Linked DNA regions of Homo sapiens: region 2 is linked to region 1. The links are chromatin loops, found by intact Hi-C in ENCODE. Cell type or tissue: heart left ventricle. All regions are shown on one strand.

The links. Peaks named below come from ENCODE experiments on the same cell type or tissue, not always from the same donor. Only the 100,000 strongest peaks of a DNase experiment are listed, where the experiment ranks them.
Region 2: a loop joins it to region 1, with 2.6 times the contacts of the local background. A loop is called at or near these places in 10 of 110 quality-filtered maps.

Annotation. Positions count from the first base shown.
Region 1 is chr7:130,270,117-130,274,116 of GRCh38, forward strand. CPA2 (carboxypeptidase A2) reads left to right here. Exons shown (of 11, transcript NM_001869.3): 4 at 577-672; 5 at 2,960-3,061. Among named protein-coding and RNA genes, the nearest start is that of CPA2, 5.3 kb to the left of the region's middle. RefSeq lists enhancers at 2,212-2,864, 2,865-3,516. In heart left ventricle, no CTCF peak of the experiment used is centred here; DNase peaks (open chromatin) are centred at 2,475 and 2,843; H3K4me3 peaks cover 1,632 bases.
Region 2 is chr7:130,349,436-130,353,435 of GRCh38, forward strand. CPA5 (carboxypeptidase A5) reads left to right here. Exons shown (of 13, transcript NM_080385.5): 5 at 540-674. It overlaps LOC105375503 (a long non-coding RNA gene), which reads right to left and starts at 2,196. Exons shown (of 3, transcript XR_001745362.2): 1 at 2,094-2,196. RefSeq lists enhancers at 1,566-1,615, 1,626-1,975, 2,813-3,459. In heart left ventricle, no CTCF peak of the experiment used is centred here; a DNase peak (open chromatin) is centred at 1,622; H3K4me3 peaks cover 362 bases; H3K27ac peaks cover 2,733 bases.

The sequences.
Region 1 (4,000 bases):
TGTTGCCCAGGCTGGAGTGCAGTGGCACGATCTTGGCTCACTGCAACCTCTGTCTCCCAGGCTCAAGCGATTCTCCAGCCTCAGCCTCTCCAGTAGCTGGGACTACAGGCATGCACCATCACGCCCAGCTAGTTTTTGTATTTTTAGTAGAGGTGGGGTTTCACTGTGTTGCCCAGGCTGATCTCAAACTCCTGGCCTCAAGTGATCTGCCCGCCTCGGCCTCCCAAAGTGCTGGGATTACAGGTGTGAGCCACCGACTCTGGCCTGATTTAGTTTTTGTTTAGAGGTTAACTCTTAACACAGGCCCTGAGCTCCCAGAAAGGTAGGATGAGCCATAAGACTGTGCCTGCAAACCTACCCTGGCACACCTGCAGCATCTGGCTGGTAGGAAGTCCCATGAATGCTCCATCCCCTTTCACAGTGGGGCCAGAATAAGGGAAAGTCATGACCTCAAAGCCTACAGGACAAGAAGAGGAAAGCTTGGTACTGGGGACCCGAGTGTTACCCTTTCCTTCACAATTACAGACTGAAATGCATTGCTGTAAACCAGTCATAGATAGAATTGTTTTATCTTAGGTCCTGTTGGACAAAGAGAATGAAGAAATGCTTTTTAATAGGAGAAGAGAACGGAGTGGTAACTTCAATTTTGGGGCCTACCATACCCTGGAAGAGGTAGGTGTTTCAAAATGAACATCACGGAGACGGGCCATTCTCTCCTCTAAGGACAAAGCTCATACTTCCACGTGGTGATTTAATGGCCTAGAAATTATTCTATTATTTTCTAACTTCTCCAAGTTTCCTTAGGATTTCACAGCCAGTACCAGTATCACTGGCTTCACACCTACTCCTGCTTCATGTAGGGCCTGAAGTCCACTTGCCCATCTCAACAGCCACCCACTGTGGAGTGTCTAAAGGGTACCCACAAGCAGCTCCCTCAGGCTGGTGCTCTTGCCCTAAGCCCCCTTACTGACTTCTGACCTGTGCTGCCCACAAAGCCAGGGAAGCCATCATGGCTGCCACTGACGATGCAATCGGGGCACAGAGCCAGGTGAGAGATGTGCTTCCGGGCTGCCACTGATGATGGAATCAGGGACCACCTTGACGCCTCTGACTTCCATCCAAGTGTTACTGGTGGAGGGTGTCCAGGTTCTTGGCGTCTTGAACAAATAATTGGACAAAACGCACAAACAAAACAAGGAAGGAATGAAGCAACAAAAGCATATATTTATTGAAAACAAAAGTACACTCCACAGGTTGGGAGCAGCCCGAGCATAGGGGCCCAAGAGCCCATTACAGAATTTTCTGGGATTTAAATACTCTTTAGAGGTTTCCCATTGGTTACTTGGTGTACACCCTACGTAAATGAAGCAGTAGCCTGCGATCAGTGTGATTGGTTGCAGAAGGTGGCCAGTCAGAGGCTGAAGTGAAGTTACAAAATTATACTCCTATGCAAATGAAGACTTGGCTTGCAACCAATCTGATTGGTTGCAGGAGGGGACCAATCAGAGGTACTTTCAATTTTTCATCTGCCGTGCCAAGAAGCGGGGGTTGGTGCAAAGGGAGTAGCCTCTGGTCCTTTTGTTACTTGGGCGTGGAAAGTTGGAGTTTTCTTTTTGATTTAGTTCTAGGGAGTCAGCCTGAATTGGCCTTGGGTTCCCTGCCTCCAGACCCTATTCTTCTGCCTCACAGGGATGTGCTCTCTAAGACCTCATGGCAGCAAAGCCTCATGAAGTCTCTGCTGTCTTTCTTGGGCTTTGTTGTTTCTGTGGAGACTATCCCCTTCCTGCATCTGCTACTCCATGCTGCTGTGGGGATCCTGGGCAGTGCTGCATTTACTTCTGTGGCACAGAGCTCTTCTCCAGGCCCACGGGAATCTATCTGCACTGACTTAAGAGTCGAGGGATGGAAAGGGGCCGGAGGGGATGGAGGTTGTAGGGCCAAGGGGTGGCATGGGGAGTACGAAAGAGCCAGAGAAGAGGTATCTGGTAGGCACCAAGTCTCCAAGTTGGCAGTTTTTAAATGCAAAAAGCTTTAAACATTTTTTTCTCCTAATTTATGTGATGGAAAAACCTGATTTAACCTAAACTCATTTGGGAGCAAAATCTGACCTGAATTGCCTCACTGCTCATTTGTTTCACTGCCAGAAATAATATTAATGTGCTTGAATACGGAGCAATGTCCCGTGTGTAATAATATATACTTCCTATTACCCTTCTAAAATTCTCCCCTGAAAAAAATATCTTATTTGAAATATATATGGCCTCAAGGGTTTCAGATAGGGGACTGTGGACCAGCACAGAGAATAAGAAAGAAAAGGAAGTGAAGCAAACAAGATGCCCTCCCGCTCTCCCAGACAAACTGATGTCTGTCTCCTACAGAGTGCAAATACTGGCAACAGCTGGAGGGACTGACTTCCTCCCGCTAGCTCTCCAGACGCGCCCGGACACGTCTCAATCCCAGCAATGGACACAGCTTGGGTTCTCCAGATGCACAAAATTTCAATCGCCTTGAAAATAGGAGCTGGAGTAGCCGGTGGCCTTAGTGCGTCTGCAGCAGAAACCCCATTGTCCCTGGGCCTGATTTAGCCGGGAGACATTTTGTAGCGATCGCCTCTACATCCATTTTGGGGTTGAGGGGGCACTACCATTTGTGTTCCTCTGCTAACAAGGGCGAGAAACCCCACCTCAGGGCTGGGGTCGCCAAAAGCCACAAGTACCTCAGGGAAGTGTGCCATTTTGCTTTGCACAAAACTGCAAAGAGCCGGCTGGGCTGCAGCCCCTGCAGACACCGTCGGACTCAGCAGCACTCAGCTGGATCCAAACCCTCCGACCCTACAGCTCGGGCCGCGCTGCCCCCTCCGCTGTGTCCCAAGGGAATGGGGAAAATCACCAGGGGATCAGATCTCATGCAACAGATGGTTCACTCGCAAATGTCTATTTATTCACTTGAAACATTTCAGATTTCCCAAGAAATGGATAACCTCGTGGCTGAGCACCCTGGTCTAGTGAGCAAAGTGAATATTGGCTCTTCTTTTGAGAACCGGCCTATGAACGTGCTCAAGGTACACGGTGCAGGGACGGTTCTTCCTCTCGATGTTTCTAGAATCTCCCTCCTCCCAGGCTAGCCGGCAGTCCCAGCTTGTGCTACAGAGAGGCTCCTTTTTATTACTTTTTTTTTCTTTTCCTCCTAACCGGTCCTTGCTGGTTTTGAGTATCCACTCCCCCACCCCCGCCCCCTTCTTTTTCTTTCTCTCTGTTCCTGAGCAAGCTGACGCAGGTCTGCAGGAGTGAATTAATGCTCACGTCCTGAGAGATGAGCTCCTGGGGAACCGGGGCAAATGCGCCAATAGGAGCCGAGGAAGGGGGAGGTGCGGGCCGGGGGAGGTTGGGGGCTGGGGGCTGTAATTCAAGCTGGGAGTTCTCTGCCTCCCCTCCCCTTCTCTTTTTTTTCTTTCCTCTTTAAACACACACACACACACACACATACACGCGCACACACACACGCACACCAGTTAAAAAAGAAAAAGCACTAATTGCCTAAGCTGCATTTTTTTCTTTTTCTTTTTTTTTTTTTTTTTTGTTTTTTAAAGAAGAGTTCTGGTCGTATGCAGAAGGATGATGGACAACTAAACCCTAAACCGCAAAGACAAACGCCCTGAACGAAGATCTTTTGAAAAAGGATATAGATGAAAAAAGGTTAGGGTTTTACGCCATCTCGTAACCTCTGAAGTCTTTGTGCACATAATTTCAAGCTTTGCACTTTGTCCTCAAAAACAGTGAAAATTATTTCCCCAGATTTCCTAGAAAGAGTTTTTTAAGAGAAAAAAAAACCAAAAAGAGGTAATGTCACAACTCCTCGCTAAATTTGGAAACGTTATGGCTGGGAACCAACTGACTAACTGGGACAGATGGATTTCTCCAGAGCGTTTTTCCCAAAGCAGGCCTGAGAGGAGTGATTTGCCTACTTTATACCACTAGGATACATTTGCTAATGTTTACCT
Region 2 (4,000 bases), 79 kb after region 1:
TTTATAAGTTAAACTTTATTATAGGTCTGTCAAAAACATAGAAAGAGTGAATAAAATCTAGTATTTAATAGCACAACAGGGTGACTATTGTCAATAATAATTTAATTGTATATTTTAAAATAACTAAAAGAGTGTACTTGGAGTACTTGGATTGTCTGTAACACAAAGAATACGTGCTTGAGTGATAGATACCTCATTTGCCCTGATGTGATCATTACACATTGTATACCTGTATCAAAATATCCCATATACCCCAGAAATATATACACCTACTACGTACCCACAAAAATTAAAAATTACAAAAAAACCTGTATCCCAAATCTGTTTGTATAGGAAAGAGCATAGTCTAGGGTTCAGTACTATCTGCTGTTTCAGGCATCCGCTGAGGGGCTTTGGGACATCACACCCCCGTCCCCATCTCCTGCGTAGAAAGAGGGTCTCTACTGGCTGAGAGATTCTCTGGCTCTCTGTGGTCACCTACAGGATTGTGTGGAAGGACATGGAGTAATGCAGCTCTCTCTCTTTCCTTGGTGAACAAGGTGGACTTCTGGCGTGGCCCAGCCAGGCCCAGCCTCCCTGTGGATATGAGAGTTCCTTTCTCTGAACTGAAAGACATCAAAGCTTATCTGGAGTCTCATGGACTTGCTTACAGCATCATGATAAAGGACATCCAGGTGAAGCCCTGCCCCAGCTGGGACCCTGCCTTCCGCCTTCCTTTCTGGTTGGGGCCCAACATGGAGGAGATGTTCTCGGGGCTAAAAGTGGACATGTGGTTTCTGGGTCTCCATCAGCGTGTTTGTGAACATGCTGTGGAAGGAAGTGAGCCGCACGCTTCTCAGAATCTGAAGCTAGGACAGGATTCATGGGGGAAGCACTCACAGTGTGGGAGTGGAGAGGACGCCTGTGATGAGTCCTCCTGGGGAGGGATTTGCAGCTAATAAACAGCAAAGGTGCGGGGAGAAGGGAGACAGGAGGATGTAGCTGGGGTCTTCCCCAGGCACCGTGGGAAGGTGCCTCTGGATAGCTTCTTCCTTTGCTTATCTGACCACTCCCTCCTGTTCCCGCTGTGTCTCAGCCATCCAATGCCTGGGGGAACGGCTTTACTTCAGAGGATTGGGAAATGGTGAAAGAGCATTGTGTGGTTCAGAGCACTGCTGTGGTTCACTTCCCCCAACCTCCACCGCTTGGCTCTCCGCACGGGGCATCCCCCCAGGCAGCATTCTCCCAGAGGAACCGCTTTGGGAGAAGCAGCTACAGACCTGCTCTTGGGTAGGACAAAGGTAGCCTTCATCCTGGACACCCCAGTCTCCCTGCTGCTTTCCCTGCATCTTTTCTGAACGTCATGAAATTCTATTTCAATTGTTCTATTTTCCAGTATATCCTAAAGAGCCCCTGAAACGTGCTGGTAGCACAGCCTCCTTCCTAGAGATCTTTGTGGGTACCACTCATTGGTTAAGCCTCCCCGGCTGCATCTTTCTGCAGCTGCTTGCTGCTGGCCGTGTACCTGTGGAACTGTATCCATAAAGATTCATTCCCAACCTTGTTGTATGGCGCTAATCTCCCCTAAGGGCTCCGACTGTGGGAACACAGAGCCTCCCGGAGCGCACACACTTGACACCGTATGTCAGGGGATCAACGCATCAGGCAGCATTCCGTTCCCATGCGAGCACAGGGCTGGGGAACTTTGGTCCTTTCAAAGACCTTTATCCCTCATCAGGCACATCTGTTTCCCGCTCAACGTGTGGGGGTGGGATATTTCTCTAATGAAATCCCCCACAAACAAAAATGGGGAAACTCCCGCAGACAAAAGAGGCTACCACATCAAAAGAAATAGAACTGAATTCTCATTTTTAGCCAGGCCTCTGTTTTGAAGTTTCCATTTCCCTGGTTCAGCCCCACCCTGGGAACTCCGCAGCATTTGGCAAACAGACACACAGAGGTCTCTAAAAACTTTCTGTTGATTTCTGCACATCAGGGACGGCCCCAGAGTCCCCTCTGAGCCTCCCCCACTGGATTTAGCCTGTCCTCTCCCCACATCCGCAGCCCCGAGTCCCTCTAGGGCTTTGCCCTCCCTCTCAGGAAAATGCTCTGACCTCTTAACCTTGATCCAGCCAGGCAGGATTTTCACCAACTCGCTCTTCCTGCAGGGATCAAGCACTCGCTGCCATACTTGAGATCATATTTTGGCTTAGAGGGAGCTGGGGGTGGGGTGGCTGATGTGTTGATGTGTTGAGGGATTGATGATGGGGAGGGGTCCAGGAGGAGGGAAGCTGAGATTTGCTAACAGGACGGGAAGAGCTTTGCACCCCTTGGGTTGCTGGCGTCCAGTCTTGTATTTCAGATACAGATGCACGGGCCCGATTGTCTCCCTGTCCTCTGGATCCCCTCAGCCAAGTACTTGGCAATGTCCCCTGCAGGGTGGGCCCTCTGCGGTTGTCTGCTGAATGACTTGCTCGGTTGGGGAGTTCAGGACAGGCACAACCTTATTCACATGTGGGTCTTTGTTCCTCTGGCCCCCTCCCCTCAGCCAAGGTTCAGCTCCACGCTCCGTGTCAATCTTCCTACCCCAGTACCTACCATAGGACCTGCTGCTTCGTTGAGGCTTGATAAATGTCAGTGGAACTAATAGACATTCATTAGGAGGAGGAAAGGAAAGAGGAGTGGTCGTGTTTGGTGGCTAGGACCAGGCTGGAAAACCTCGATGCTGGTTTTTACTTTGGCCAGAGGCAGGGGAGATTTTGGAATCTCTCCCTCCCTCTGCCCTGTGATCAGAGGGATGCTTGAGAAACATGAGGCAGGGCCATTCATTCCACTCCCAGACACAGAGAGCCCTACTGTGTGCTGTGCATCGGGCAAGGGGCTGGAAACACAGAGATAAAAAACTTGGCCCTGTATCCAGGACAGCTGGAGGGTCGCGGGGGCCGGGGATGGAGGGGGGTAAATCGGTGGTTACAATGGAGTGGATGAGCGACTGATGGAGTGAGGGCGGTTGCTATGGGAGCGCATACAAGAGGCACTGCACGCCGTGCTTCTGAGAAGGCGGTAATTACGGTGCGCTGAAGAGCAGGTGAGGGGGGGCTGGCCAGAGGAAGGGGGGCCCCCACCCCGATTGGTGATGAAGCCAGACCCCATCACAAAGAGTGCCCTCCACCATGTGACGAGGTCAGGATTTTATCCTGACAACTAGGGGGGAGTCATGGGAGGTGCTTTCACATGATCAGATTTGCATTTCAGAAACACCACCCTGACAGTGACAGTGTTGAGTTGGGGACAGGACCAGGGAGAGACTGACAGGCAGGAGGGTGGTGAGGAAATTGCAGTGGGCCAGGCAAGAAATTATCTGATTCCGAGCGAGCTCTATTTGCATTTAATTTTTCTTCACCTCGTTCTTTTCAGCCCTTTGGTTTTTTTTTTTATTTTTTCCCTAGGATGAGTCACCATGGAAAAACTTCACTTGAGCAATCAGCTCTGTGGCTTTTAATGGCTTTTTTTCTGATTACAAAATTAATAAATATTCATGTTAGATAATTTGGAAAATAGTGGAAAGCACAAGGAGAAAACAAAAATCACCCATACTCTGACCATCTAGAGCAGAATACAATTGAGTGTAAATACTGCGTTGCCAATTTCCCTCGCCCTAGTGGATCACTCTCATCACCATGCAAATACAGTTATTTCTCCCATTTAAAAAAACCCTCTCTTGATCCCTTCCCTCTCCCCTCCAGCCATCACCCCATTTTTATGCTTCCCCATAGACTGAAACTCCTGAAAATACTGACTCTCCCTGTCATCTCCATCCCTGTCCGCCAGCAGGCTGCCCACCCCCTCACTTCACCAAAGCTTCCCTCGACAATGTCACACGCAACTTCCAGATCCAACCCGATGGCCGACTCTCAATGTTCCTCTTCCAACAGCACAACTGGTCACTCTCTCCTTCCTGGAGCCTGTCTCTTCCCCTGGCATCCAGGACTTCTGTGTTCTGTCTCCAGCCAGCACCTCC